Linked DNA regions of Homo sapiens: region 1 is linked to region 2. The links are chromatin loops, found by intact Hi-C in ENCODE. Cell type or tissue: PC-3. All regions are shown on one strand. Links, peaks and the distances in the headings refer to the core of each region. The heading gives the core; the rest is flanking DNA.

The links. A loop is a pair of places that touch in the nucleus more often than their neighbours do. Peaks named below come from ENCODE experiments on the same cell type or tissue, not always from the same donor. Only the 100,000 strongest peaks of a DNase experiment are listed, where the experiment ranks them.
Region 1: it touches region 2 in a loop (9-fold over the local background); 1 of 110 quality-filtered maps calls a loop at or near these places.

Annotation. Positions count from the first base shown.
Region 1 is chr1:248,134,497-248,151,289 of GRCh38, reverse strand. It overlaps OR2M5 (olfactory receptor family 2 subfamily M member 5), which reads right to left and starts at 6,142. Exons shown (of 1, transcript NM_001004690.1): 1 at 5,204-6,142. The coding sequence starts at 6,142. The coding sequence ends at 5,204. In PC-3, for the core only: no CTCF peak of the experiment used is centred there; a DNase peak (open chromatin) is centred at 10,229; H3K4me3 peaks cover 759 bases; H3K27ac peaks cover 2,369 bases.
Region 2 is chr1:248,218,620-248,235,412 of GRCh38, reverse strand. OR2M4 (olfactory receptor family 2 subfamily M member 4) reads right to left here and starts at 3,996. Exons shown (of 2, transcript NM_017504.2): 1 at 3,833-3,996. In PC-3, for the core only: no CTCF peak of the experiment used is centred there; no DNase peak of the experiment used is centred there.

The sequences.
Region 1 (16,793 bases), core at 7,928-12,927, 85 kb after region 2:
AGAAAACCTGGGAAACTCATTGCAAAAGATCTCATCACCTGGCACCTAATCAACAGGTTATCTAAAGTCAAGATGAAGGAAAGAATCTTATGAGCTATGAGACAAAAGCAGCAGGTAATCTATAAAGAAAACCATACCAGATTAACAGCAGATTTCTCATGAAAAACCTTACAAGCTAGAAGGAATTGTGGACCTATTTTCAGCCTCTTTACACAAAACAGTTATCAGCCAAGAATTTTGTATTCAATGGAACTAACCTTTATAAATGAAAGAACGAGACAGTCTTTTCCAGACAAACAAATGCTGAGACAATTCAACACTACCAAGCCAGCATTATAAGAACTGCTAAAAAGAGCTCTAAATTTTGAAACAAATTCTTAGAATACACCAAAATAGAACCTCCTTAAAACATAAATCTCACAGGATCTATATAACAATAACAGAATGAAAAAAAAAACCAAGGTATTCAGGCAACAAATACCACGATGTATAGAATAGTACCTCACATCTCAATACTGACACAGATGTTAGTGGTCTCAGTGTTCCACATAAAAGATACAGAATGGCAGAATGGTTAAGAATTAACCAAAGATGTTTCTGCATCTTCAAGAGACTCACCTAACACATAAGGACTTACATAAACTTAAAGTGGTGGAAGAAGATATTCCATGCAAATGGACAACAAAAGTGAGCATGAGTAGCTATTATTATATCAGAAAAAAAAACTTTAAAGCAACAGTAGTTAAAAAAGACAAAAGGGGACATTATATAATGATAAAAGGACTACGCCAACAGGAAAATATCACAATCACAAATATATATGCCCCTAACAGTGGAACTCCCAAATTTATAAAACGATTCCTACTAGACCTAAGAAATGAGATAGATGACAACACAAAAATAGTGGCGGTGTTCGATGTTCCCCTTCCTGTGTCCAAGTGTTCTCATTGTTCAATTCCCATCTATGAGTGAGAACATGCGGTGTTCGATGTACCCTAGAACTTAAAGTATAATAAAAATATATATATATAAAATAAATATAATAAAAAATTCTTATAAAAAATAATGGCAGATTTTAATACTCCACTGAGAACACTATGCAGGTCATCAAAACAGAAAGTCAACTATGTACTGAAACCATACCCCACAACAAATGGGCTTAACAGATATTTACACAGCATTCTTTTTTTATTTCTTTGAGATGCAGTTCTGCTCTTGTCACCAGGCTGGAGTGCAATGGCATGATCTCAGCTCACTACAAACTCCACCTCTGGGTTTCAAGTGATTATTCTGCCTCAGCCTCCTGAGTAGCTGGGATTACAGGTGCCTGCCACCACACCTGGCTATTTTTATGTTTATGGAGATGAGGTTTCTCCATGTTGTCCAGGCTGTTCTCGAAAGCCTAACCTCAGCTGACCTGCCCAACTTGGCCTCCCAAAATGTTGGTATTATAGGTGTGAGCCACCATGCCCAGCCTATATACAGAATATTCTACCCAACAACTGTAGAATATACATTCTATTCATCAGCACATGGAACGTTCTCTAAGACCATATGACAGGATACAAAGCAATCTCAGTAAATTTAAGAAAATAGAAATTATATCAAGTACTCTCACAGAACACAGTGGAATAAAATTGGAATCAACTCCCAAAAGAACACTCAAAAACATGCAAATATATGGAAATTAAATAACCTGCTCCTGAAAGATCATTGAGTCAACAATGAAATAGAGGTGGAAACTAAAAATTATTTAACTTGAATGATAATAGTGACACAACCTATCTAAACCTCTGCAATACAGCAAAAGCAATGCTAAGAGGAAAGTTCATACCATTAAATGCCTACATCAAAAAGTCTGACAGAGCACAAATAGACAATCTAAAGTCACATCTCATGGAACTGGGGATACAAGAACAATCCAAACCCAAACCCAGCAGAAGAAAAGAAATAACAAAGATCAGAGCAGAACTAAATGAAATTGAAACCAAAAGACAATACAAAAGAGAAATGAAACAAACAGCTGGTTATTTGAAAAGATAAATAAAATTTATAGACCATTAGTAAAATTAACCAAGAAAAAGAGAGAAGATCCAAATAAGCTCAATTAGAAATGAAATGGGAGATATAACAACTGATTCCACAGAAATACAAAAGAGTATTCAAGGCTACTATAAACACCTTAATGTGAATAAACTGGGAAACCTAGAGGAGATGGATAAATTCCTGGAAATATATAACCATTCTATCTAAAACAAAGAAGATATAGAATCTCTGAACAGACCAATAACAAGCAGCGAGACTGAAATGGTAATTAAAAAAAAAAAAAACTGCCTACACAAAAAAAGTCCAGGACCTGATTCACAGCTGAATTCTATCAGACATTCAAAGAAGAATTAGTACCAATCCTATTGACACTATTCCAAAAGATAAAGAGGGAATCCTCTCTAAATTATTCTATAAAGTCACTATCACCCTAATACCAAAAGCAGGGGTGCACACAACAAAAAACAGAAAACTACAGATGAATATCCCTGATGAATATAGATGCAAAAATCCTCAAAAATACGGCCAAACTGAATCCAACAGCATGTCAAAAAGATAATCCACCATGATCAAGTAGGTTTCATACCAGGAATGGAGGGATGGCTTAACATAAGTAAGTCAATAAATATGATACACCATGTAAACAGAATTAAAAACAAACATCACATGATCATCTATCTCAATAGACACACACAAAAAAATTGACACAATGCAGCATCCCTTTACAATTAACACCCTAAGCAAAATTAGCATAGAAGGGACATACTTAAGATAATCAAAGCTATCTACGACAAATTCACAGCCAACATTATACCAAATGGAAAAAAGTTAAAAGCATTTCCCCTGAGAACTAGAACAAGAAAAGGATGCCCATTTTCACCACTTCTATTCAACATAGTACTGAAAGTCCTACCTAGAGCAATCAGACAAGAGAAAGATATAAAGGGCATTCAAATTGGTTAAAAGAAAGTAGAACTGTTGCTGTTTGCTGATGATATAATTGTATACCTAGAAAACCCTAAAGACGCATCCAAAAAGCTCCTAGAACTGGTAAATAAATTCAGCAAAGTTTCAGGATACCAAATTAATGTACACAAATCAGTAGTTCTGCTGTACACCAACAGCGAACAAGCTGAGAATCAAATCAGGAACTCAATCCCTTTTACAATAGCTGCAAAAACAACAATAACAACAAGAACAAAAAACCTTAGGAATATACCTAACCAGGGACGTGAAAGACCTCTACAGTGAACATTACAAAACATGGCTGAAAGAAATTATTGACAATACACACAAATGGAAACACATCTCATGCCCAGGGATGGTGGAATCAGTAGTGTGAAAATGACAATACTTCCAAAAGCAATCTATAAATTCCATGAAATTCCCATCAAAATGCCACCATCAATCTTCACAGAACTAGAAGAAACAATCCTGAAATGAATATAGAGCCAAAAAAGAGCCTGCATAGCCAAAGCAACACTAAGCAAAAGAACAAATCTGGAGACATCATAATAACTGACTTCAGACTATACTATAAAGCCATAGTCATCAAAACAACATGGTGCTGGTATAAAAATAAGCACATAGATCAATGAAACTCAATAGAGAACCCAGAAATAAAGTCAAATACAGCCAACTGTTCTTCAACAAGGCAAACCAAAACATAAAGTGGGGAAAGGACAAGGTATTCAACAAATGGTGCTGGAATAATTGAAAAGCCACATGTAGGAGAATGAAAGTGGATCCTCATCTCTCACCATATACAAAAATCAACTCAAGATGGATTAAGGACTTACACCTAAGGCCTGATGCCATAAATATTATAGAAGATTACATCGGAAACACCCTCGTAGACATTGGCTTAGGAAAAGACTTCATGACCAAGAACCCAAAAGCAAATGTGACAAAAACAAAAATAATTAGATGTGACTTAATTAAACTAAAAAGCTTCAGCACAGCAAAAGATATAATCAGGAGAGTTACAGACAACACACAGAGTGGGAGAAAATCTTCACAGTCTATTCATTTGATGAAGGAATAATTTCCAGAATCTACAAAGAACTCCAACAAATCAGCAAGAAAAAAAATTCCATCAAATAGTGGGCTAAGGGACATGAATAGACCATTCTCAAAAGAAGATATACAAATGGCCAACAAGCATATGGAAAAATGCTGGACATAACTAATTATCAGGGAAATGCAAATGAAAACCACAATGTGATACCACCTCAGTCCTGCAAGAATGGCCAAAATCAAACAAAAAAAAATGTTGGCAGGATGTGCTGAAAAGGGAACACTTTTACACTCTTGGTGGGAATGTAAACTAGTACAACCACTATGGAAAACACTGTGAAGATGGAAAACACTGTGAAGATTCCATAAACAACTAAAGGTAGATTTACCATTTGATCCAGAAACACCACTACTAGGTGTATACCCAAAGGAAAAGAAGTCATTATACAAAAAAAGTATTTGCACACACATGATTATAGCACCAAAATTTGCAATTGCAAAAATATGGAACCAACCCAAAAGCTCATCAATCAACAAGTGAATAAAGAAAAGGCGGCATATATATATATATACACCATGGAATACTATCAGCCAAAAAATGGAAAAAATATTAGCATTTTGCAGAAACCAAGATAGAATAGGAGACTATTATTCTAAGTGAAGAAATGAAGAAATGGAAAACCAGACATTGAATATTCTCACTCATATCTGGGAGCCAGGCTATGAGACACCAAGGCATAAGAATGATACATTGGACTTTGGGGACCTGGAGAAAAGGTGGGGGTGAAGAGGGATTAAAGAATACACATTGAGTACAGCGAACACTGCTTGGGTGATGGGTGAACAAAAATCTCAGAAATCACCAAAGAACTTATTCATGTTACCAAACACCATCTGTTCCCCAAAAACCTATTTAAATAAAAAAATTTAAAAAACTTTAATGTCATTATTGAAAATGCCTTATATTGTAGTAACAACTGAATTGAATATAAAACAAGAAATATTTAAAATAGTTTATCTGAAATAGATTATATAGGTGCCCGTTTATGTACAAAATGAAAGCTATTTTGAGGACTTAATGGAAAAAAAGGGACAGTTAAAAGAATTTAGCAGACAGCAAAGCATAAAGTTTACAAAGTACTCACTCTCCACACTTGCCCTTTCCTAACACTTTCCTGAGTGCTCTGGTCACCTCCTTGTTGCGGAGGCTGTAGATGAGGGGATTCAGCATGGGAGTGAGGATGGTGTAGAATACAGACACCAGCTTGTCCTGCATAGGGGAGCGATCAGATGTGGGCCGTATGTACATGAACAAACCTGCTCCATAGTACATTCCCACCACCATGAGGTGAGAGGAACAGGTAGTAAAAGCTTTGCGACGACCCTCTCCAGATCCCATGTGAATGACAGCCAGAATAACTCGAGCATAGGAAGCGATGATGATTGCAACAGGAAAAACAATCATTACTATACAGCAGATGAAAAGAACCTTTTCAAATATTGATGTGTCATTGCATGAGAGGATTAGTAGGGAAGGGAAGTCACAGAAGAAGTGGGCTATTTCCCGAGACCCACAGTAGGAGAAGGAAAATGTCGCTACAGCATCAATGATTGCATCCATAGAGCCCAGGATCCAGGAGAAGGCAGTCATAAGTCCACAAATTTTGGGTCTCATGAGATTGGTGTATCTTAGAGGGTGGCAAATGGCAATATAGCGGTCATAAGACATAACAGCCAACAGAAAGCATTCGGAGCCAAGCAGTGATACATAGAAGAAAATTTGTGTGGCACAACCAGCCATAGAAATGGACTTGCTGCCAGACAAGTAGTTGAAGGCCATCTTGGGTACGGTAGAGCAGATGAGCATGAGGTCCATGAGGAACAGTTGACTGAGGAGGAAGTACATGGGGGTGTGGAGCTGGGTGTCCAGGTAGATGAGGAGAACCATGACAGAGTTTCCCATGAAGGCCACTGAAAAGATGGCCAGGACCAGAAAGAAGAGGAAGGTGTGGGTGGGGCTGTGATTGAAGATTCCCAGGAGGATGAAGTCAGAGTTGAAGGTCTGATTCTCCCATGCCATGATGAATATGTTTTTTACCTAGTAACACAAAACCAGTTCATTGATTTGGTAAAACTTTACCCAGTACCTTATAAAGCATGTGATTTTGGTAAATTTTGCAGGTCAGTGATCAATACAGTATGACCAGAAGTAAGAAACTAAAAGTTCAAAAAGTATAGAATCAGAACAAAATGTGTTCTTTCAGCACTGCCTCACTGATAAAATTATGGAGCCTGTCCTAAGTTTCTCTTCCGAGTGTCCTTTTTCTCAACTGAAATATTAGAATAACAATATTCAATACATTATTGATGGAGTTTTTCCAAAAAGAATATGTCTCCAAAGCAAACAGATACTTCCTTAGAAATCAGAAGTCTTTTACAGATACGTTGATACAGCAATTCAGCTTTAGTCAGCATGTGACCAACACAATAGTAGAAATTGAAAGTAAATTTGTGTCTTTGTTCACATTATAGTAGGCACTTTTCTACCAGTGTTAACAGAAACTGTTTGGTTGCCTATTACTTTACAGTTTAGAGTATTTGATCTACTCCTCATAGTGAGTTTTCTATACACTAAGTGGATACACCGAAAGGATTTTCAATTATTCAAATCTAAAACCTAGGCCCTTTTTTCTATAGCCCTGTGTTATGGATTGAATTATATTTTTTTTGTCAAAAGGATATTCAGGATGTGAGCTTGTTTGGAAAAACATAAAGACTGTAATTAGTTAAGGTGAGGTCATATTGGAGCAGAGCGCGCCTCTCTAATCCAATATGACTCATGTTCTGATCAGAGGGCGGCCATGTGAAGACTGAGGCACTGAGGATACCATGTGATGGGGGAGGCAGGGATTGGAGTGGTGCATCTGCAAACCAAGAAATGCCAAAAACTGTTAGTTATCACAAGAACCTGGGAGAAAGTAATGGGAAAGATTCCTCCTCTTAGAGCCTTCAGAAATAACCAACCCTGCTGACAACTTGATTTCAGATTTCTAGCCTGCAGAACTGTGAGAGAACAAATTTCTGTTGTTTTAGGTAACCAGTTTGTGATACTCTGTATTCTCATTCCTAGGGAACTAATACACCCAATATCTCCTCTGAAGAATAAGTACAAAGAAAAACGGAATTTCAGAAAAGCATGAGATGCATGCTTTCGAAACATGCTTATGAAGCCTGGCTATGTGTTGAGCACTGGGGCTACCACAATAATCAGAACAAAGAAGGCCCGTGCCCACACAGGTCACAGGGAGTGAGGCCAGATGATGACATATAACCCACTTTATGTCACAAGAGGATAAACGCTTCAGAGAAAAGCAAGTCAAAGAAAGGTGTTCGAATTGCAAGAGCACGTTCAACTTTGAGCAGCGTAGTCAAGGGAAACCTCACATGTCTAGTGGCATTTCGCAAAGACTCTGAGGAAGTGAGAAAGAGACCAGATCACAGGAAAGGTTTATCCATATATGCATTCCACAAAATGATATGCAATAATTAGAAGATTTTGGGAAAACATAGGGTTTTCTAATTTAGAGTTATATTTCTTGCATGTTGTGGCATTTAGATTTTATTCTATGAGATAATTCTACATGTATCAGCAAAGCCAATTTGTGAAGGAAAATTATTCCAGACAATAAAAAATGATGTCATAAACAGAAAGACAAGCCTGTTGAGTAGACTCATTTGACAGAAATGCACTTTTTATGCTTATTCATGCATCACATTTTACTGAAGGGACTAAAATCAGCAATAATGGAAGCTGAATAATCTAGGAGCAACAAAGGAGTTAGAAGAAATCTGCAGAGGAGATGGAATCTTGAATTCGGCCTGATGGGTTGAAATACAATTTTTTAAATATGAGGTAGTAAAGTATACTTTTTTGAGTTTTATTTATTTAAATAAATTGTGAATAATATTGTGGGTAAGAAAGAAAAAAAATACTCAAAAGTAGTTTAAATTTTAATTCAACAACAACTGTGACCTGAGAATACAAACCTACCAAAAAATATCTCTTCAGTGCTGGGAAGATAGAGAGGGAACCTCCTTATGGGACTCTCATGAAATAGAATAGCAATTTTTAAAAGAAAAACAAATCATTTTTCTCAATCAGTATGAAGAGAGAAACAGGATGCAACTTTCCTCCATTCGGGTTTTAAAACAAATAGTTATCAAGAAGTTGGATAAAGCTGATTAGTGGTAGCTCAGATCCAGGTCCAGTCAATGTCTTCAGAATGAGAAATGGGCATCTCTGGGATCTTTAGTGTTGAGGGTTTCCTACCACAGAGTTCCCTTGTTTTGTCCTCAGGAGGAGGTGCGCTTTTAAGGTCAATCAGGAGAAAAGACTTTATATTGCCTCAATAATTCCCAGTACGTATTGGCTGAATTCACTTCAGGAAAATAACTCATCTCAACTTACTTTATGGAACCACCTATTGTGAGCATCATACCATAGTATTCCCAGTTGCCTTGATCTTGTCAACTGTTGTAATACACTAATTTATGCAAACAAAACTGTATTGACTCAAATTTCCATCATAATTTTTCTTTAAGTAGGTCTGCAATATTACTCCAAGAAGGAAGCTATCTGGTCAAGTTAGCTTGTTCCTATGTTTCTTTTTAAGTTGGCAAAGTGTTCTTTACATTTGAGAATCATTCCTTCCCAGTCACTAAATTGAAATAAAATGTTGAATAATTCTACTCGATCATTTAGACATTTTTACCACATATGTTTTAAACTCCACTGAATGATGAAGCATTAAAACAATTGAATAACGAATGTAAATCCACATATCCCTCTGACTTTTCTCAGTTACATTAGCTTAGGCTGAATTTATATAAACTCACTCTTATTTGTGTTGTATTTTTTCACCTCCCTTCATTGCCTCAAAATTCCCTTCATACCCATGTGTTAAAATTGTCTTCATTGAGTTTGTCCTGTCACAGAGACTGTGGCAAGATATATCACAAATTTATAACAATTTATAAGTGATAAAATTGAAAATATTGAGCACTACATTGCCTTGTACCTTCTATATTAAGATTCATATGAATATTTATTCAATAAAATTCTAGAAAGAGAAATAGTTGTTACTTGTGAGAAAATTAGAGATTTCTTCGAAGTTAGTAAGATACATATGACAGATTGTGCTTACTTTTAGGCACTAAGAATATGAGACCAAATTCTGAAGCTCAGTGTAAGCTATCCAAGATGTGTTTGTATTCTTATAAAAATGGGTTTGTGGTGAAATATTTTTTGCAACTCTAATTTGTGCAGGACTATTCACTGCCAAACACAGCAGGACATTTGAGTTGCAGCACTGTACTAGGAGGAAAATAAAAAGCAGCTTTTTCAGAATGGATCTGAAACTATGACATATTGATTTCAATTTTTTTCAGAATATCTATCAACATCTCAAGAGTGTTCACATAATGATGTACAACATTTTGAACTCTAGACATAGCCTTCCAAGTATTTATTTTCCTTAGTTGTAATATCATGCTTCTATTTTTATTTATTTTATCTAATCCACATTGTATCTGTTGTAATTAACTCCATCATTTTGTAAAAAGATCGTGCATACATTTAGTTTTTTCCAGTGTCTTTTTATACATTAACCTTATTACATCTGGAAGAGGAGTCATCAGATTTCATGACACTGTGATACTGTGCACATGTCCAGAGCAATATAACACAGAACTTATGAAAATCCTGGTCATAATTCATGACAGTGTGATACTGTGCACATTCCCAGAGCAATATAACACAGAAACCATGAAAATCATGTTCAGAAATTGAGAAGTTACTGAGTTAGATGATGGAAAGGAGACATTGAGTGGACAAAATTTTATTAAAAAAAGAAATAAAGCAGTTCTGAAATATTGTCAGACAGCATGTGTAATCCACTGTAGTTGCTAAACTGACTTTACACTTTTGTAATAATAATTAACCCTTTTGTAAGAGGAATGATCAGGAAACAAAAGAAAACAACAAATTTCTCATATTAGCAAAAATGAGCATAGCAACTTTATTTGTAATATAAAACCGCTCCCTGCATGCACACTGAAAATGGAATTTATAACCAAAACTACAGGAAGTAGCATTGATGAGTCTCACAAATAGAATGTTGAATGAACAAAGTAGATCACAGGGAATGACTTCATGAATCCTATTATGAGTAATTTAAACACACATATAAAAATCTATTATAAAGCACAGCAATACTGGAATAATGATTACCTACAAAATTGGCCTGAAAGGTTACATGATCACAGAGAGATAAGCTGTGTTTCAAAAGCACTGGTAATATTTTAAAGCATTTTACAAAATGTATATCCAACATATTTGTTGTAAATAAACATTTTTGTATACTTCAAGTTTAAAAACATATTTAAATGATAGGTGTAAATGTCTTAGAGGAGCACATGACAGATGTAAGCATTCATTAATACAGGTTGAGGATTCCTTATCCAAAATGCTTGGGACCAGATGTGTTGCAGATTGCAGATTTTTCTCACACTTTGAAATATTTGCATATGTATAAGGAGATGTCCTGGGAATGGAACCCAAGAGTGGAGACAAAATTAACTTATGTTCTATGTATACCTTATACACATAGCCTGAAGGTAATTTTATGCCATATTTTAAAATAATTTTGTGTAAAGGAGAAAGTTTGTGTACACTGAACCATCAGAAAGCAAGAGTGACACAGTCTCATGTCAGCACTCAAAAAGATTCCGATTTGGGAGTAGTTTGGATATTAGATTTTTGGTTTAGGAGTTCTCATCCTGCATGAGCTACAATTATTAAAAGAAAAGAGAATGTGGCCAAAACTTTCAAATCATGTCCCACTCTCATCTGCTACTTTTCTCCTCTGACTCCCATTCACTATCAATATCTTTTACAAATCTAGAATGCCAGGACATGAAAAAACAAAAATAATGGATTTTATCCAATCTTTCACATTGATAAGCTGGGACAGGTAACCACTCCTTCTGCCTCAGGTTGTACCACATTTCTCAAAGTCATATTGTACAGATAAAATAGAATAAAATTGAAAAAATTCTCGGCCCAAAAATGACATAAGAAATGAAATCAATCATCAGCACATTCAGCAGAAATTTCAGCACTAGCTTATACCCAGTCTTGTTTGCGCTTGGTTAACTTACATCTTAGTACTTATCTGAATAATGTGTATTTTCAGTAAGATTGTAGGTTCCTAAAAAGGCAAAAATATATGAATATCTGACATGTTTTTATGTTTCCATCATTAGGAAAAAAGCACCTAACATACAGTTGGAATCTTTATTGTTATTAACAAATGAATGAAAGGACAAAAACTTAAATTTTTAGCCCTTGGGGAATCCATTCCCTTGTCTTTATCAAAGTTTGTATTTCCTTCTATCTCCTCTCTTAGGACATGAAGCCAAATTAGCTTCCTTTTCTTGAAAATACTACAAAGATAATTATGCCCCCTTCCCTGTAGATCAGTGGAAACTTTCTGAAACTTCTCCCTCTCTCTCACATGATGAGGTGAAACACACCAAGTGCTTTCTGTATAACTGGCACTGTGGTTAAAAAAAAACAAAACAAAACTGTAAACTCACATAATACCTACAACCATTGTGTATGCCAGATACCCCTATTAGACACATGTATATATTATAATATAATATCTTTAATTATACTGTCATTTTTTTTACATGTGAAACTGAGGGCAGAAGCTTAAGTAAATTGACTTCAGTCGCAGAGCTAGAGAATGGCAGTCAGGGCGTTCAGGGCTAATATCCTTCCTCTTCTATGGTTTCTCTTCACTGTTCCTTCTGCTCCATCATCAAAGCAAGATATGCTTGGGTAGAACTGGCACTTTTAACATCTTGAGGTTCCCTACATAATTCTAATTCTATATGTATGTTCCTTAATATGCTTTCTATCCCTTAAAACTACTGTATATATTTTCTGTAAAAGTTATTATTATAAAATAAAATGTTCATGGGAATTTTCTTTTTTGTTGCTCTAGCGTATGGAATATTGTGTGTATTATTTCTTCTATTTCTTTTAGTTAATATATAGAAATCTATTAATTGTTGCTTATAGGCCTTGAATCCAAGAATGCTATTTTTATTTTTGTATTTCTTATTGCATAGAAAAATGCCTGTATACAACGGCTGAACAACTTTAGATCGCTTTCCAAATTAATCTATTTTTCCTTACTTCATTGATTAAAATGTATATTGTTAAAATGTTGAAGAATAATATTAATGAGTACCTTAAGCCTTTAGCAATTATGGTTCTCCATTAGATATAGTGTTTGTCTGAGGCTTAGGTAGATAGATTCAGCACATTAGCAAAATCCCATTTTATCTCTTTTACCAATGCTTTGTTCAATAAATGTTCACTGAATTGTATTGAATGATATCCTGCTTTTACTGATAATTGTATTGTTTTCCTTAAATTGTTCATAGCCTCAATTACAACGATAGTTATTTTGTATCTTCATAAATATTTCAGTGGAAGATAATGTATAAAACAAAACACCAATGTACCCATCACCAGCTTAAAATAAAATATTACAGGCCATGTACGGATCCTCATGCCTGTAATCTTAGGACTTTGGGAGGCTGAGGCTGATGGATCACTTCAGTTTAGGAGTTTGAGACTAGCCTGACCAAAATGGTGAAACTCTTTCTAAACTCAAAACACAAAACTTTGCCAGCGTGGTGGCACAGACCTGTAATCCCAGCTGCTCAGGAGGTTAAGGCAGGAGAATCACTTCAACTTGAGAAGTGGAGGTTGCAGTGAGCTGAGATCATGCCATGGCATTCCAGCCTGGGTGACTGTGCAAGACTCCATCTCAAAAATAACATTTAAAATATAAAAATAAAATAATAAATAAAATATTAGAAATTAGTAGAAGTCTGTGTGCACATAACCTGAATGTATGTTCTTTGTTCTTTGCCTCTAGACATAATAAAACCTGCATTTTTTGTTAAATACCCTCACTTGTTTCTTTCTTTTTTCGAGGGAGTAAATGTTCTATTCTTTAAACTAAATTCCAGTACTACCAAAGAGGTAAAACAATAATATACTGGAAAAAATGCCGTAATAAACATGTGTTTAAAAGACTGATAGAAAAAATAAAACACTTAAAAAAATCACAAACCCATTCTGAATGCCCAAGAACTCCTGGAATACAGGAATGGCTTCCCCCTTCACTATTTCTCAAGAAGTGCTGTGGCTATTTGCTTCAGATTGTCCTGGGATTACTTTCTCAATTTTTAATAACTGGTTATGTACTGGTTGTACCACACAATTAAAATCACACTAACTTCCTCTGCATTGTCATTCTAGTTTCATTTACACAACCAGCGAAGGATATGTTTTAGAATATCCCCCTTTAATCCTTTTCAAACATATTAAAATAAGGAGCCAAAACTGTATTAATATAGGTAGCAAAGGTCCACATTAAGTGGTGCTGAGATCGGGGAAATGTCCCAAACCAGTTGCTAGGGCCTGAGAGTGGTTGCCATTGTCAAAAGCTTGCAAAAACCTGTATTCACCGAGGGATCCTGGCATTGTGTCAGGACAAAATTGGGACCCTTTGCAATAAGTCAGCAAGGAATAAGGCAGCGGCAAATGCAGAATGTGTGAGTCATGAAACGTAAGAGCCAGCGCCAGAGCGTCACATTATTTCCCCAAGCGTGAACTTCACAAATGCCTCATCCTGTTCTGCCAGTTTTGTGTTTGATTTCTTCACGCTCTTCTCGAATTTTCTCATCACATTCTTTCAGAAAACGTTCACAGACCTACCCATCCTGCCCTAGAGTAGACAAGACCTGTCTTTATTTAATGGTGAGGATGTTATAGATGAAGTCCTTTGAGGAGAAAGGCCTGCGACCGTGCATCGGAAGTACAAGCTGGATCTGTTGTTTGGAAACTAGTTTCTGAAAACGCCTTCTCTTCCGCATGCGTTTATTCTCTTAGCTGCACAGAATTTGCTCGGTGCTGAGGCGGGAGGAGACTGGAGGGGGACAGCTCCGTTCCCAGCTACTGCTGGGCTGGTGGCGCGGAGGTGGGCGCAAAGGCTGAAGGTCGCACGTCCTGTGCTTCTGGAGGAGGTGCTGAACCCGGAGTCCACATGCTTCCTTTCCAGCGGGGCTCCTCTCACCTTGGTGCCGTGCTGGGTGGGACTGAGGAAGAGGACAGGCGAGGGAGGCGAGGGAACGCAGGGACCAAGGGAGCCTAACCAGGGACTCAGATGGAGCCACGCGGATCGCGGGTTGTGCAGCGCCCCACTGAGGGCTGGAGCCGCCTGAGGCCTGGAGCCCCCTGAGGACTGGAGCCCCCTGAGGACTGGAGCCACCTGAGGCCTGGAGCCCCCTGAGGACTGGAGCCTCCTTACAGATTTTTGGAGTATGTACCCAGAAGTGAAATTGTTGGATCATAGGAAAATTCTATAATATTTTTAACTTTTTAAGTATAGTATTTTTTACTGTTGATATACCAGTTTGCCATTTGTGTGTCTTCTTTGGAGAAAGTCTATTCCCGTCTTTTGCCCATTTTAAAAATAGATGACACACCAGGGACTGTTGTGGGGTGGGGGGAGGGGGGAGGGATAGCATTAGGAGATATACCTAATGCTATATGACGAGTTAATGGGTGCAGCACATCAACATGGCACATGTATACATATGTAACAAACCCGCACGTTGTGCACATGTACCCTAAAACTTAAAGTATAATAATAATAAAAAGCAAAAACTAGTAGGAATAAAAAAGATCACTACATAATGTAAACTACAAAAAAAAAAGGATTATTAGACTTTTTCCTATAGAGTTGTTTGAGCCCCTTATATATTCTGGTTACTAATTTCTTGTTAGATGGGTGGTTTTAAAATATTTTCTCCCATTCTGTGGATTGTCTCTTTACTTTGTTGATTGTTTTCTTTGTGCTGCAGATGCTTTTTAACTTAATTTGATTCCATTTATCCACATTTGCTTTGACTGGCTGTGCCTCCAGAGAATTGCTCAAGAAATCTTTGCCCAGTCCAATGTCCTGGGGAGTTTCCCCAATGTTTGCTGTTAGTCGTTTCATAGTTTGAGGTCTTAGATTAAAGGCTTTAAAACATTTTGATTTTTGTATAAGCCAAGAAACAGGTGTCTAGTTTCATTCTTCTTCATAAGGATATTCAGTTTTCCCAGCACCATTTTATTGAACAGACTATATTTTCCCAATATATGTTCTTGGTATCTTTGTCAAAAATTACTTCCCTGTATGGATTTGCTTCCTGGTTCTCTCTTCCATGCTATTAGTCTATGTGTTTGTTTTTAATGTCAGTATCATGCTGTTTCTGTTACTATAGCTCCTTAGTATAATTTTAAGTCAGGCAATGTGATTCCTCCAGTTTTTTTCTTTTTGCTCAAGATTGCTTTGGGTATTCTAGGTCTTTTAGGATTCCATATGCATTTTAGAATTTTTTCTATTTTTTGAAGAATGTTATTAGTATTTTGATAGAGATTAGTTTGAATCTGTAAATTGCTTTGTGTAGTATAGACGTTTTAACAATATTGATTCTTAAAATCCATCAACAAGGAATATTTTTACTTTTTTGTGTATCATAGTCAATTTATGGCACCAATGTTTTACTGTTTTTATTGTAGACGTATATCTGTTTTAATGGTTGATGTTGGTCAGTAGTACCTGAATTCCAAAGGGAGAAGTTTATAAGGGATAAAGCATGTTCAGCCTCCACCCTCTTTCCATTATGGCCTGAACAACAATTTGAAGTTTACTTTGGAATGTTCTTGGCTGAGAGGCAGATTCATCAGTCAGTTGGGGGCTTAGAATTTATTTTGGGTTTACACTACTCTTTTAGCCAAACTTAGGTCTGGACCACTTGTAGTCTGAAAGCCACAAACTGAAGACACAGGGTTTGGTGTTTAAAAAAAAAGTTACCTTTATTTGAGAAGCGAACAACCTAGAGGAGCCATTAAACGGCATTCAAAGACTGCCTTTCTGAGTTGTGCCTCTGGTTCAGGAGATTTTAAGAGAAATTAGGGGAAATAATAAAAACATTATTGTAAAATGTGTACAGTCTTAAAAAGGCAGCTAATTATTGCTTTCTTGGTCAATGCTTTGTGACCTTGTGTACACCTTCAAGATGTTGTTATTGGACTGGTTGGCCCATTTTTAGGGTTGCTGGTTGATGTATTTTCTTTTATCTCTGTTGAATGTCCTGTTTTCCTGAGGCTGTTTTTAGTGAATAATTTATAAACTCAAGCAAAGCAATAATTGACTTTTCACAAGCAATAACTGAGTTTTGCATGAATTTTGCTAGTCATGCAAAACTTCTTCCTAGATTTTTATATTGTTCTGCAACCACCCTGAATTATTCCTGTATATTGTCTCACAATGTTTTTGAATAAAACCTTCCTTACTATGCTTCAACATGCATCACTGACTTTTTTTTTCTTTAACTCACACACAGGTTACTATTTGCACTTGATCCTCTCCTCTCCTATAGAGTTAAGACTAGGGGCTCTACCTGCTCTCGATCTCATGCTATGTGAGCAGTGTTCAACTATCAACCCCTCAACCATGCTTTCTCAGAAAACTCCATTTAAAATTTCAAAACATAATGAATTTTATTTCCCTATCTTGTTTTATTTTTACAGCATTTTC
Region 2 (16,793 bases), core at 7,522-12,521:
CAAGGCTACAGCAATCAAAACAGCATGGTACTCGTACCAAAACAGACACATAGACCAACAGAACAGAATAGAGATCTCAGAAATAAGACCTGACATCTACAACCATCTGATCTTTGACAAACCTGACAAAAACAAGCAATGGGGAAAGGAGTCCCTATTTAGTAAATGGTGCTGGGAAAACTGGCTAGCCATATGCAGAAAACTGAAACTGGACCTTTATCTTACACCTTATACAAAAATAAGCTCAAGATGGATTAAAGACTTAAATGTAAAATTCCAAACCATAAAAACCCTAGAAGAAAATCTAGGCAATACGATTCAGGAAATAGGCATGGGCAAAGGTTTTATCATAAAATCACCTAAAGCAATTGCAATAAGAGCTAAAATTGAAAAATAGAGTCTAATTAAACTAAAGGGCTTCTGCACAGCAAAATAAACTATCATCAGAGCAAACAGGCAACCTATAGAATGGGAGAAAAATTTTGGAATCTACCCATATGATAAAGGTCTAATATCCAGGATTTACAAGGAACTTACATTTATAAGAAAAAACAACCCCATCGAAAAGTAGGCAAAGGACATGAACAGACACTTCTCAAAGAAGACATATATGTGCCCAACATACCTATTAAAAAAAAAAAGGCTCAACATCACTGATCATTAGAGAAATGCACATCAAAACCACAATGAGATACCATCTCATAAAGAAAATGTGGCACATATACAACATGGAAAACTATGCAGCCATAAAAAGGAAGGACATCATGTCCTTTGCAGGGACATGAATGAAGGTGTTTCAGTTTTCTAAGAATAATTCATCAGGGCAAACAGGCAACCTATAGAATGGGAACTGAAAACAAAACACCGCATGTTCTCACTCATAGGTGGGAACTGAACAGTTGAAACACATGGACACAGCGGTGGGGGAACAACACACCCTGGGGCCTGTTAAGGGGGTTGAGGGGACAGAAAGCATCAGGACTAATACTTAATGCATGTGAGGCTTAATACCTAGGTGACGGGTTGATAGGTGCAGCAAACCACCATGGCACACATTTACCTATGTAACAAACCCGCATGTTCTGCACATGTATCCTGGAACCTATAATAAAATACAAATTAAAAAAAAAAAATATTTGACTCAGCCCAGTTCAAGATGGGCAGAACTCAGGATGTAGTTGTGTGGAGCAGGGAGCACTACAAGAAATGCATCTGGAGAAATATAAAGAATCAGAGTATTTAAATACATTTCAATTTTGTTTCTAATTAAGCAAATATCAAAGAGGAAATTTATGTTGTGGACTAAAGATGTGAAGTGAAGTAAAATGATTTTGCATTGAGAAAATATCTTGGACATTGCACATTTGATGCTTTGAACAGGTTAGATCTGCGAGCCCGAAGATCATGGAGCAAACACCTTCTTTATCCAAGGGAGCCAGGGTAAAACCCCAGGCAATAACAGTGGAAGAAGAAGATGGTGGAAATAAAATCAACCATCAGGTCTTTGTAAAAAGCTCTCAATTATTATCTCTAGCCCCTCCCCCGCCTTTTTTTCAAACATGGCTCTAAAACATCATATTGTAAAACAGTACCCTGGAGTCCCAAATTAATTATATCCCAAATAAAACTCAATCCAAAGCTAGTCCTGCTGTTATTTCTGCCTGATATACATAACTGCCACCAAATTTTTTTTGAATTTCCAGATTTCAAAGCTTGAAATGATGAAATGTCTTTGTTGTTATTTCCTACTACTATTTTTCAAAATGTATTTAGCTGTATAGAAACATCAATATTTTTGCATACTCATATAATTTTTTTTGATACTGACTATTTTCTGAAGATTATTTACCATTGTGAGTGTTTATCCTTGGTGTTTATTTTTTATTCCACTAAGAAATACTAAGCAGGTAGTAGTTTTCAAATTTATTCTGTGGAATTCAATGAAATTATAAAGAAATCCAATTATCTCCTCTTTTTTCTTGGATGTATCCATGACTCATCCCATAAGTAGACATATAGCAAGCTTTCCTACTTCATATCAGCAAGCTATATATTCAAATTTGTACATCAAACCAAGTATTATACACCCTTAAGGCCAGAGCAGATTCTGTTACATCTTAATGGTATGTGGCATATGCCTATCACAACACTTTATTTATAAAGTGAAAACTAGTTTGAAATCCTTTTGCTGCTAACACCTTCCCCAGGAAATGTTCTGTTTATATCTTGGTACTCTAAATGAACTTCTGCTGATTATAATTAATGGTAAAATCCCTTTTAAAGCAGGAAAACTAAATAACAGAGACCCCTTTACTTATGTTCATGACACACAAAAAGTAACATGGCTTTATTTTATCTTAACTAAATTAAACTGTTATGTCAATATTCCAAAATAAAATTTACATTATCCATTTTAACGTTTAGAAATAGAAGAATGTGATAAATAACAAGATATAGCAAATGTTGAACTAGAGAATAACTCCTCAGCTGGTGACACATTCATTCATTTGTATGATTACTATGTTCTAGGTACTTCTTTTATTTTAATCCTGCAGAGATGTAGAGGGAATCCAAATTTCCTACAAGAATATATAAAAATATTGATGCCTCTCTAAATGAATACAAAATCTAGCCTCATTTTGAAGGTATCAACATAAAGAAGGAGCAGTACCTTTCTTTGCTCTTCCATTTTAAGAATAGAATTGCGTTACAATGTCACATGAAATTGTAAAATCCTCACATTGCTAGAACTATTTTGATTCTTCCATATGATTTTATGCCAATTATTAATGAAAAATGGAGAAGAATGAGGAAAATGATAGAAGGCACTTGACTAAGTGAGAGGAAGAATTAAGTGTCTGGAAGAGAGGTGAAGGCATATGAGGAAAATAAGTGCTAAAATTAGAGCTAAAATAGAAATAAAAAGAAAACAAAATAATATTAAGAGGGCCTGAAGTGATAAGAAATTTTGGAATATTAATGGCGATCAGAGAAGGAGAAACCACATAAACTATGAAGAGATCTAAGTGGGCACAAAGTCTTTGGAAAGAAGCTCAACCCCACTGAGTCCAGCTTTTCCCTAGACCTTGTGATTTTTACCAACCTGAAGATTTCCAACCACATATTGTAGCATATTCAATGTGTCCAGATTTCAAGAATGTCTCACACACTGTGGAATTTAACTAAATCAGATTTTATTAAATTTTTCTTTACTTCGTCTTTATAACATTGATTGTCAGAATTTTATGAATTAGTATATTTCATGAAAAATTAAGAACACAAATAAGAAAACTGGGTACTTTGTGGGAGTGAATCACTTCCCCAATAATTTCTAAACTAAAAATTTACACTGGGTGGTATGTAGAAAATTTTTAAGTCCAAATTTTCATGTATGTTTGAAGCAGTAGATAGACACCACTTGGTATATGATTGTTTTTGTAAATTCATGTTGAGGTGTAGATCCACCAGGTAGAAGATAGTTATGTTTCTCATAAAGCTTCAATAAATATTCAATAAATTAAAATAACCATTAAGAATACTATGTCTCTCTTTCTTCTTTTCCTTCATTTTTAGTATGAAACAGAAAGAGAGTCCAGGATTGCAGGAGAAATGAGGACATTTCCAGGATACTCCACAATTAGGTAGTTGTGAAGAACTACCTAATTGTAATAATCAGGTTGAGGAAGGCTTACACTTGTGTGATTCTGTATAGTGTTCCAAAAGCTTTTTAATGCACATGAACTCGTGATTTTCCTCAATAAAGTCATATAAGGTCAGCACAAGACATAACGGAATTTTTTTTCTTTTAAAGAGTGTTATATGTCTTACTCACAGGTGGTGATCAAGGGGAAAATTCGCCAAATCAGTTCTGGGTTCTTTATACTCTGGAATATAATAATCACTGCCTGAGCTGTATTACAACCTTTTCTTCTTTCTCTTCTAGAAAAGATTCAAAAGCAGCAACTCCAGTAGTCCAAATGACCCACTTGTCCGAAGGCCTATCCACCCTACAGCATCATGGACCTTAAATTCTATACCTCCACAAAATGTTAAATCCCCTGACATCAATTATAGATGGCATGCCTTCTTTCAGAATTTCTCCTAGGAAACAAAATCCATGTGGACCCCAAGGCTCTAGTTACTTTTTGCCAATACTGTCATTCTTTACTTGCTATAAAGTCATAAATGGCTGCCTACCTTTCTTTAGGAAGTAAATTGTGTTAATGAGAAACTTAAATCTTTACAGATTATTAAAATGCGATTAAAATTAAAACAGGGAATATTTATTACAAAGTAAATGAAATCTGTCAACCTGCCTTCTCAATTGTGTTAACATTTTTAACTTATTTCTAGTATATTGTATCAAATACTTAAGCTGGGCCGGGTGCAGTGCTTCATGCCTGTAATCCCAGCACTTTGGAAGTCCAAGGCAGACGGATCACAAGGTCAGGAGATGGAGACCATCCTGGCTAACACGGTGAAACACCATCTCTACTTAAAATACAGAAAAAAAAAAAAATTAGCCGGGCTTGGTGGCACGTGCCTATAGTCCCAGCTTCTCAGGAGGCTGAGGCAGGAGACTCGCTTGAACTCGGGAGGTGGAGGTTGCAGTGAGCCGAGATCGCGCCACTGTACTCCAGCCTGGTGGCAGAGTGAGACTCCGTCAAAAAAACAAAAACAAAAACAAAAACAAAAAAACACCAAATGCTTAAGCTGATATAAATGTAAATAAGCTCTTAGATGCCTAAACGTATGCAAGCATGTGATTGACAATTTAAAGGGGCACTAAAGACTTGTATGTGGCCTATATCTTTAAGATATATCCTTTGCATTTTCCAGTAAATTCACTATACTAATTCAAAACAAGTCTACATTTGGTCTTGCTTCTCTCCACTCTCAAAAGCTTTCATTTGTCTGCAGCAATGACTTTTTTTAAAGTTTAATTTAAGTTCTGGGATACGTGTGCAGAACATGCAAGTTTGTTACATGTGCCATGGTAGTTTGCTGCACACATCAACCCATCATCTAGACTTGTTTAAAATTTATTTATTTTTATTTATTATTATTATTTTTTTGAGACGGAGTCTCGCTCTGTTGCCAGGCTGGAGTGGAGTGGCACGATCTCGGCTCACTGCAACCTCCGCCTCCCGGGTTCAAGCGATTCCCCTGCCTCAGCCTCCCGAGTAGCTGGGACTACAGATGCATGCCACCATGCCTGGCTAATTTTTTTTTTTTTTTGGTATTTTAGTAGAGATGTGATTTCACCATGTTGGCCAGGATGGTCTTGATCTCCTGACCTTGTGATCCAGCCTCCCAAAGTGCTGGGATTATGGGTGTGAGCCACCATGCCTGGCCATCATCTAGGTTTTAAGCCTTGCATGCAACTCCTGGGGAAGGCATGAGTTGAACAGGTGAAGAGTAGCCAGCTTTCAACGTGGATCTCCAGAATTCTGGCAGCACAAGACTCTATGATTCTCAAAGATACTTGAGCTGCAAGGAGAGCTACTTAGAGAGATGACAGGGGCAGGACTCCATCCTGCGTAAAGCCCAGACAGTTTGGCATTGAAGTGACTGCAGTGGATCACAGCCAGGGATGCCCATCCCCCCAGGCTCACCAGGCTCTTCTATAAGGCTTTGGGCGACTGTCAGAACTGGACAGAGCAGATTGGTCTTGCCTGTGGGACAGGGCCAGTCTAATCTGAAGGCTCTTCATCTGCCAGCCTCTTCTGGGTCCCCAGCCTGGCCATGCCTGCTTGCAGCACAGCTTTGGATGCCCAACATATGTGCTTCCTGGGGGCTTTCATCGTCACCACCTTGCCACAGACTGCTCCTGTCAGAGAGCTCCTGCGGACTGGCCCTACAGACATGCACCAGCTGACCTATAGCTCCCCCAGCTGAAGCCTTCCGCTACTGCTTTGCTGGGACACGCCCACTGCTTTCTAAGGGAATTCATCTCCCATCCCTTGCAGGCACAGGTATGCATGTACTCCCTGCCACCCCACTCTACCAGCATGAGTGTACCCTGCCTCCTAGTATTCACAGATGCACAGACAGCCTGTTGCACCCCTACCACTAACACATCTGTGTGCACTGATGCTAGCAACCCCCACCACTGCCAGAGGCCCACCACCACTTATCTGCCACAAAAGCCACTGTGAAAGTGCACAGACACCACTGCCCTGCTCCTGCTGGTTCCCTAGCTCTGAAAATGCACAGTTACCGCACTGCACCTCTGTCATGACAATCAGAGCAAGTGCAAGTCTGAATACCAGCAGCCTCACCCCCACTCTGCCACAACCAGCATGAGCACGTACAGGAGCACTGCCACCCTGCTTCTGCTGATATCCTGCCCCAGTTGATGTTCATGCCTCCCACTGCACTACCAAAAATGCTGATACATGCGAGCAAGAACTAATCCCAATGCTACCACCCTAACTAAGTGCTTTGGCCAGCATGCACCATTGGAGTGTTGTGCCAGTAGACAAGAAGCACCTAAGCCCCTCCAGTGCGGTAGGTTTCTAACATCAAAAGGCCAGAGATCAAAGCTAGGGTCCAGCTCCAGACCCCCAGAGTTAGAACACACAGCCCAAAGGTACTCCATTGAAACTTGGCCCCTAAAAGCTTCCAGAAACAAAGCCATATCATTGAACCCACCATGTACCACAATCAAACTCCCAAGGACATCAAAGAAGATCAAAGCAAAAAAAAAAAAAAAAAAAAAAACAAACACCATCCAAAGGACAGCAGCTTCAAAGACTAAGGGAACATGAGCCCAACCAGACTGGAAAAACAAACAAACAAACAAAAAACAGTATAAGAACTCTGGCAACTAAAAAATGCCAGAGTGTCTTCTTGTCTCAAAATGACTGCATTAACACCCTAGCTATGGTTCTTAAGCATGTTGAAATGGCTGAAATGACAGACATAAAATATGGATAGGAATGGAGACCATTGAGATTCAGGAGAAAATCAACACCCAATTCAAAGAATCTAAGGAACACAATACAATGATATAGGAATGAAAAGATGAAGTGGTAATTTTAAGAAAGAACAAATTGATCTGATAGAGCTATAAAACTTACTCCCAGAATTTCATGATACAATCTCAAGTATTAACTGCGGAACTGATGAAGCTGAGGAAAGAATCTCAGAGCACAAAAACTGGTTGACAAAAATAAAGAAAAAATAATAAAAAATAGTGAACAAAACCTCTGTGAAATATAGGATTATGTAAAGAGATCAAATCCACAAATCATTGACATTCATGAAAAAGAGGGAGAGAAAGCAAGCAACTGGAAAAAATATTTAATAATATCATCTATATAAATTTCCCCAATCATACTAGAGAGGCCAATATTCAAATTTAGGATATTCAGAGAACCCCTGCATGATACTATACAAGATGACCATCCTCAAGACATATAGTTATCATATTCTCCAAATTCAAAATGAAATAAAAAATGTTAAAGGCAGCCAGACAGAAGGGGTGGGTCACCTACAAAGGGAACTCCATAAGGCTAACAGAAGACCTCTCGGCAAAAACCTTATCAGCCGGAAAAGTTTGGGGCCTATATTTGGTATACATAAAGAAAAGGAATTCCCAGCAAGAATTTCATATCCAGCCAAACTAAACTGCATACATGAAGAAAATAAGAGTCATTTCAGACAAGCAAACACTAAGAAAATTTGTTACCATGAGACCTGTCTTACAAGAAATAATTAAAGGACTGCTAAATATGGAAATGAAAGACCATGAAAATGCACACAAGTACATAGACCACTAAAACTATAAAGCAACTACACAATCGAGTCTGCATAATAACAAGTTAACAATGTGATGACAGGATCAAATCTGCAGATATCAATATTAACTTTGAATGTAAATAAGCTAAGTGCCCCAATTTAAAGACACAAAGTGTTAAGTTGGATAAAGAAGTAAAACCCAATGTATGCTGTCTTCAAGAGACAAACATCACTTAATGGCACCCATAGGCTCAAAATAAAGGAATGGAGAAAAGTCTACCAAACAAACAGAAAAAAAGAGGAGAGCCTGGGATCTGTACTCAACCCCTGGCCTAATATACCTAACACACATCTACGGAACTCTGTAACCAAAAAAAAAACAGTATATACATTATTCTCATCTGCACATGTTTATCTACATCCCTTCATATGTCTCTAACTACTGTTAGTGGGGAACATCTACTCCAATTTCAGACAAAACAGTCTGTAAACCAAGAAAGATAAAAAAACACAAAGAAGTGCATTACATAATGATGAAGGGTTTAATTCAACAAGAGGACCTATCTACGTTAAATATTACACAATCTATACAGGAGTACACAGATTTATAAAACAAATAGTTAGAGACATATGAAGAGATGTAGATGAACATACAATGATACTGGGAGACATTGACTCCCCACTGACAGTATTCAAGCCAGGAAATTAACAAAGATACCTGGGATCTGAACTCAATACTTGGCCAAATAGACCTAACACACATCTACACAACTCTCCAGCCAAAGAAACATAATATACATTCTTCTCATCTGCACATGCCACATACTTTAAAACTTGATGACATAATTAGTCATAATATAATTCTCACCAAACTGCAAAAAACTGAAGTCATACCAATCATACTGTTGGACCACAGAAAAATAAAAACATAAACTAATATTTAGAAAATCACTCAAAACATACTATCACATGGAAATTAAACTCCTGAATGACTTTTGGGTAAGCAATGAAATTAAGGCAGAAAGCAAGAAATTCTTTGAAAGTAATGAAAACAAAGGTACAATATACCATAATCTCTGGGACACAGCAGCATTAAGAATAAATTTTATAATGCTGAACTTCCACATCAAAAAAGTTAAAGAGATCTCAAATTAAAAACCTAACATTACACCTACAGCAAGTAGAAAAACAAGAGCAAAGTATCCCAAAGCAAGCAAAACACAAGAAATAAAATCAGTGCTGAACTGAATGATACTGATATTTTAAAAAAACATACAAAATATCAAGAAATCCATGAATTAGTTTTTTGAAATAACAAATGAGATTGATAGACCATTAGCTAGACTAATAAGGAAAAATTTGAGAAGATTCAAATAAACAAAATAAGAAATCACAAAGGGGATAATATCACTGACCCCACAGAAATACAAAAATCCCTCAGAGACTATTATGAACACCTCTATGCATATAAATTAGAAAACTTACAAGAAATGGATAAATTCCTGAAAACATACGACCTCTCAAAATTGAACCAGGAAGAAATGGAAACCCCGAACAGACCAATACCGAGCTCCAAAAGTTGAGTCAGTGATAAACAGCCTACCAAATAGAAAAGTCCCATGCCCAGATTTGATTCACAGCCAAATTCTACCAGATGCATAAAGAAGAGCTGGTACCATTCTTACTGAAACTATTCCAAAATATTGAAGAGAGGGGAATGGTCCCTAATTCATTGTTTCAGGACAGCATTATTCTGATACCAAAACCTGAGGGAGACACACATACAAAAAGAAAACTTTAGGATGATATCCTTGATGAAAATGAATGCAAACATCTTCAACAAAATACTAGCAAACTGAATCCAGCTAATCCACCACAATCAAGTAGGCTTTATTCCAGGAATGTGCAGTTGGTTAAACATACGCAAATCAATAAATGTGATTCATCACATAAACAGAACTGAAAGCAGAAAGCATATAATCATTTCAATAGATGCAGAAAAGGCTTTTGATAAAATTCAACATTCTTTATGACAAACATCATCAACAAACTGACATTGAAGGAACATAATTCAAAATTATAATATCCATCTATGACAAATGCACAGGCAACATCATACTGAATGGGCAAAAGCAGGAAGCATTCTCCTTGAAAACCAGCACAAGACATGGATGCCCTCTATCACCACTGCTATTCAACATAGAACTAGAATTCCTAGTCACAGCAATCAGGCAAGAGAGAAATAAAAGGCATCTAAATGGGAAAAGAGGAAGCCAAGTTGTCTCTGTTTGCAGATGATATGATTCTATACTTAGAATACCCCATAGTCTCTCCCCAAAAGTTTATTGTTCCCATAAACAACTTCAACAATGTTTCAGGGTACAAAATCAATGTACATACATTAGCAGCATTTCTATAAACCAATAATGCCCCAGCTAAGAGCCAAATCATGAGTACAGTTCCATTCACAATAGCCACAAAAAGAATAAAATACAGCTAGCCAGAGAGGTAAAAGAAATCTACAACAAAAATTACGACACTGCTGAAAGAAATCAGAGATGATATAAACAAATGGAAAAACATTCCATGCTTATGAATAGGAAGAATCAATATAGTTTAAATGGTCATACTGCTCAAAGTAATTTACAGATTTAATGCTATTCCTATTAAACTACTGATGACATTCTTCACAGAATTAGAAAAAAACATTGTGCCAGGTGCAGTGGCTCACGCCTGTAATCCCAGGATTTTGGGAGGCCAAGGTGGGCAGATCACCTGAGGTCAGGAGTTGGAGACCAGCCCAGACAACATGGCAAAACCCCATCTCTACTAAAAACTAAAAACAAATTAGCCAGGTGTGGTGGTGTGCACCTGTAATCTCAGCTACTCAGGAGGCTGAGGCAGGAAAATCTCTTGAACCCTGGAGATAGAGATTGCAGTGAGCCAAGATTGTGCCATTGCACTCCAGCCTGGGTGACAAGAGTGAAAATCTGAAAAAAAAAAAAAAATTCTAAAATTTATATGGAACCAAAAAGCTCAAATAGCAATAGTAACCTTAAGCAAAATGAGAAAATCTGGAGGTATCACATCACCTGATTTTAAACTATACTACAAGGCTACAGTAACCAAAATAGCATAATAACTGCTACCAAAAAAAAAAAAAAAAAGACGTATAGATCAATGGAACAGTATATAGAGCCCAGAAATAAAGTTGCACCTACAACCATCTGATCTTCAAAAAAGTCAACAGAAACAAGCAATCAGGAAAGGACACCCTATTCAATAAGTGGTGCTGGCATAGCTGGCTAGCCATATGCAGAAGACTGATACTGGACCCTTTTTGCACCATTATACACAAATAAACTCAAGGCGGATTAAAGACTTAAATGTAGAACCTAAAATGATTAGTACTCTGAAAAATATCCTAGGAAATACCATTTTGGACAGAAGCCCTGGCAAATATTTCCTGAGGAACATACCAAAAGCAATTGTACATAATCAAAAATTGACAAATGGGACTCCATTAAACTAAAGACCTTCTGGACAGCAAAAGAAACTATTAACGGAGTTAATAGACAAACTACAGAAAGGAAGAAAACATTTGAAAACTATGCATTCAACAAAGTCTAATATACAGTATTTATAAGTATTATAACAAACAAATTAACAAGCAAAAAACAACTCCATTAAAAGTTGGCAAAGGATAAAAATAGACATTTTACGAAAGAAGACATAAGTGTTGCCAACAAGCATATGAAAACATGCTCAACATCAATAATCATTACAGAAATGCAAATAAAAACCACAAAGAGATATCATCTCACACCAGTCAAAACAACTATTATTAAAAAGTCTATACATAACACATGCTGGTGAGATTGTAGAGAAAAGGGAGTACTTACACACTGCTGGTGGGAATGTAAATTAGTTCAGCCATTGTGGAAAGGAGTTTGGTGATTTCTCAAACAACTTAAAACAGAACTACCATTTGACCCAGCAATCCCGTTACTGTGTATGTACTCAAAGGAATATAACTCATTTGGCCATAAAGTCACCTGCACATGTATGTTCATTGCAGCACTATTCACAATAACAAAGATATTGAATAAACTTAGATACTCATCAATGGTAGACTGCATAAAGAAAATTTGGTACATATATACCATATAATACTACACAACCATAAAAAAGAATGAGATCATATCCTTTGCAGCAACATGGAAGGAGCTGGATGCCATTATCCTAAGTGAACTAACAGAGGAACTGAAAACCAAATATTGCATGTTCTCACTTATATGTGGGAGCTAAACATAGAATACATGTGGACACAAATGAGTGTGGAAGCTAGGAGGGAGGTTGAGGGTCAAATAACGTCCTTTCAGGTAATATATGTATTAACTGGGTGATGAAATAACCTGTACATCAAACTCCCATAACACAAAATTTACCGATATAAAAAGCTGCGCATGTACCCCGACCTAAAATAAAAGTTAAAAACATAATGTGGAAGTACCAATATTTCCTTCCATTTCTAACAATTTGAGGATTTCATGTTGAAAATAAACTTCTTAGTTCTTACAAGTTTATAGTTGGGTCCTTTCTTTAATTGTTACTACTTTTTCATTATGAAATATCTATCATTGATAATTTTATTTCATTTTACATTGCATTTTATGTTTTATTAAAATAGCTGGACTGAATTTCTTATTAACATTTGCCCAACTAAAATGTTTCTCTGTAATTTTATGGGACTTTATTTTAAACTTACGTAACTACATCTTAAAAGTCAGCCTTTGGCAGCTTTATCTTCTAATGGTTCACCTTATCCAAGCTTATATTTACAGTTTTTCCTGCAATCTTATGTTATGTGTGTGAGTTTGCATGTTACATCTCCATTCCCTTGGCTTCTAATTGTTTAGTTTTACTTTGCCTATGCCTCTAGCTGTTCCACCAACATGTGTCAAATTGTTTCCTTGACTCTGAATTTGAGTACCACATAATTTAGTGAAGCTCTGATTTCTTTTTTTTTATAGACAGAGAAAATCATAACACATCCGTTATGACATGTCAAACTTTGTAAACTTTTAAAGTTTTTTTCCTATGGGAATGATTGTGTACTGTGTCTGGGGCCACAGATAGAATTTGAAGGATACTCTGAAGCTTAGCATGTCAAATTTTTGAACAAATCTTTCTTTCTGAGTCACCTTCATCAATTGTCAATGTATTTCATTTCTGCTCTTCATGCCCCTTTCAAAATAAACTCTGTAATATGGAATTTCATTAAAATTGCTTTAAAATGAGTATAATATTAAGTTTTCTCAGTATAGGGCACTTATGGTTCCTTGCAGGAGGAAGAGACTGGGTGTTTCTGTGTAGCCCAGGGACTTTTGTGTTGTGAATATGAGAATATTCTGCAGATCCTGCTCTAGCTTCAGGCACAGAATGCAGTCACTGAACAATCTTGTAATCTGGGTTTAGGGTTAAGACTTCTGCAGTCCTCTGAACATGGAGGACAGAGCTCTATGTGGCCCAGGCACAGCTGTCTATCCAGACTCCCTCTGCAAGGCTGCACACCTTCTTCATGCTGGCACCTGTAGGAAGTGAACTCTCTTGTCAAATCCCCATATTTTCTGTATGCAGCCACCTGCCCAGACTCTCGTGGCAAATCCTGGTGTGCATTGTATGCAGCTGCCTATGGCCCAAAGGTTCAGGCCAATCAGTGTTTCTTCAGCAAGGCCCCAGCCTCCCACCTTTGACTGTGTGGTTTGTGTCCTCTGAAGGTCTCTAATTGCATACACAGGCTATGGGTTGCTGATTACTTGCCCTCCTGAGAATTTCTTTTTTTTTTTTTTTTTCTTTTTTTATTATTATTATTATACTTTAAGTTTTAGGGTACATGTGCACATTGTGCAGGTTAGTTACATATGTATACATGTGCCATGCTGGTGCGCTGCACCCACTAACGTGTCATCTAGCATTAGGTATATCTCCCAATGCTATCCCTCCCCCCTCCCCCGACCCCACCACAGTCCCCAGAGTGTGATATTCCCCTTCCTGTGTCCATGTGATCTCATTGTTCAATTCCCACCTATGAGTGAGAATATGCGGTGTTTGGTTTTTTGTTCTTGCGATAGTTTACTGAGAATGATGGTTTCCAATTTCATCCATGTCCCTACAAAGGACATGAACTCATCATTTTTTATGGCTGCATAGTATTCCATGGTGTATATGTGCCACATTTTCTTAATCCAGTCTATCATTGTTGGACATTTGGGTTGGTTCCAAGTCTTTGCTATTGTGAATAATGCCGCAATAAACATACGTGTGCATGTGTCTTTATAGCAGCATGATTTATAGTCATTTGGGTATATACCCAGTAATGGGATGGCTGGGTCAAATGGTATTTCTAGTTCTAGATCCCTGAGGAATCGCCACACTGACTTCCACAATGGTTGAACTAGTTTACAGTCCCACCAACAGTGTAAAAGTGTTCCTATTTCTCCACATCCTCTCCAGCACCTGTTGTTTCCTGACTTTTTAATGATTGCCATTCTAACTGGTGTGAGAATTTCATATTGCTTGTCCAGAAAGATGCAGTTTAGAGATTGTTTTGGTCATGGCTTCAGGATTAAGCATGATGGTTAGCTCCTTTTCAATGGGAAATGGGATACTAGTAATTCATGGCGTGCAGTGGCATCACAATTAATCAAGATATCACTCATGGTTTATTGTAATAAAATGCCAATGGAGCACTTGCATTGGACACTTAGATGGCTACTGGACCTGACCCTGAGGGCAGTAATAATGACTGTAAGGACAGTTATGTGTATTGGATTCTTTTAAGTTTGCATATGTATGTCTAGAGGGAAAATGACAAGCTCAGCTCCATTAACTTGCACTTCAGTTCATGACTGGAAAATCAGACAGCTTCCATGTTAGCACCAGAAGTATCTATTTACAATGTTGCCTGAAACAAAACATAAAATTTAATTTTGTAAATTGCAAAGATACAACAACAATTAAATTCATTCTAGCCACATGTTTTTTGTGTGCAAGTTAAGTGGGAAAAAATGAAAATGCCCCAATTAAAAGAAACAGATGAGCAAACTGGTTAAAGAGTCAAGAACCATCAGTGTGCTGTATTCAGGAGACCCATCTCACATGCAAAGACACACATGGGCTCAAAATAAAGGGATGGAGGAATATTTACCAAGCAAATGGAAAGCATAAAAAGCAGGGGTTGCAATCCTAGTCTCTGATAAAAAAAGACTTTAAACCCGCGAAGTTCAAAAAAGACAAAGGAGGGCATTACATAATGGTAAAGGGATCGATGCAATAAGAAGAGCTAATATTCTAAATATAAATGCATGCAATACAGGAGCACCCAGATTGATAAAGCAAGTTCTTAGATACCTACAAAGAGACTTAGACTCCCAGACAATAATAGTGGGAGACTTTAACACCCTACTGTCAATATTAGACAGATCCACAAGACAGAAAATTAACAAGGATATTCAGGATTTGAACTCAGCTCTGGACCAAGTAGACCTGACAGACATCTACAGAACTCTCAACCCCAAATCAACAGAATATACATTCTTCTCAGTGCCACATAACACTTATTCTAAAATCGACTATGTAACTGGAAGTAAAACACTCCTCATCAAATGCAAAAAGAATGAAAATTGTAACAAACAGGCTCTCAGACAACAGTGCAATCAAATTAGAATTCAAGATTAGGAAACTCACTCAAAACCACACTGCTGCATGAAAACTGAACAACCTGCTCCTGAATGACTACTGGGTAAACAATGAAATTAAGGCAGAAATAAAGAAGCTTTTTGAAACCAATGAGAACAGAGAGACAATGTACCAGAACCTCTGGAACATAGCTAAAGCAGTGTTTAGAGGGAAATTTATAGCACTAAATGCCCACATCAGAAATCAAGAAAGATTTACAATCAACACACAAACATCAAAATTAAAAAAAAAAACTAGAGAAGCAAGAGCAAACTAATACAAAAGCTAGCAGAAGACAAGAAATAGATCAGAGCAGAACTGAAGGAGATAGAGACAAAAAATCCTTCAAAAGAATCAATGACTCTAGGAACTGGTTTTTTGAAAAGATTAACAAAATAGATAGACCACTAGCCAAACTAATAAAGAAGAAAAGAGAGAAGAGTCAAATAGACACAATAAAAAGTAGTAAAAGAGATATCACCACTGATCCCACAGAAATACACACTACCATCAGAGAATACTGTAAACACCTCTATGCAAATAAACTAGAAAATCTAGAAGAAATGGATACATTCCTGGACACAGGAACACCCCCCAGAATAAACCAGGAAGAGGTCAAATCCTTGAATAGACCAATAACATTTTCTGAAATTGCAGCAATAATTAATAGCCTAACAACCAAAAGAAGCCCAAGATCAGACAGATTCACAGCCTAAAAATTGAATAGAGACATTTGGTTATACTAAGGTATAACTGACAATCCTGAAATCCCAAGTCATTTTAATCCACCTGCTATAGTCTGAATGCCTGTGTCCTCACAAAATTCTTGTCAAAATTCTAACCCCCAAGATGACGGTAATAGGATGTGTATTTGGGAGGAGTTGATTAGATCATGAACGAGGAGAACTCATGATTGGCATTTGCACATGTATAAAAGAGACACAAGAGAACTAGCTGTCTCTTCTACCATGTGAAGATAGAGCAAGAAGGCTCTGAGTGTGAACTAGGAAGCACACCCTCAAAAGACACCAAATCTGCCAGCACCTTCCTCCAGAACTGCAAGGTTTACATTTCTGTTGTTTATAAGCTACCCAGTTTATGGTATTTTGTTATCCAGCAGCCCAGCTGGACAAAGACACTCCTTTTCCAGTGAAAGCAGCTTGCCCTCTGATATCTGAGTAGCCTTCCTTAGTTGGAAAACATGCAATACCTGTTGGGAAGGCCATTGAAGGTAAACTATCATCATCCTTAGGGCCTAACACAATCACCCCTTGTTGACACTAGACACATAACTAGAGTCAAATTTCAAC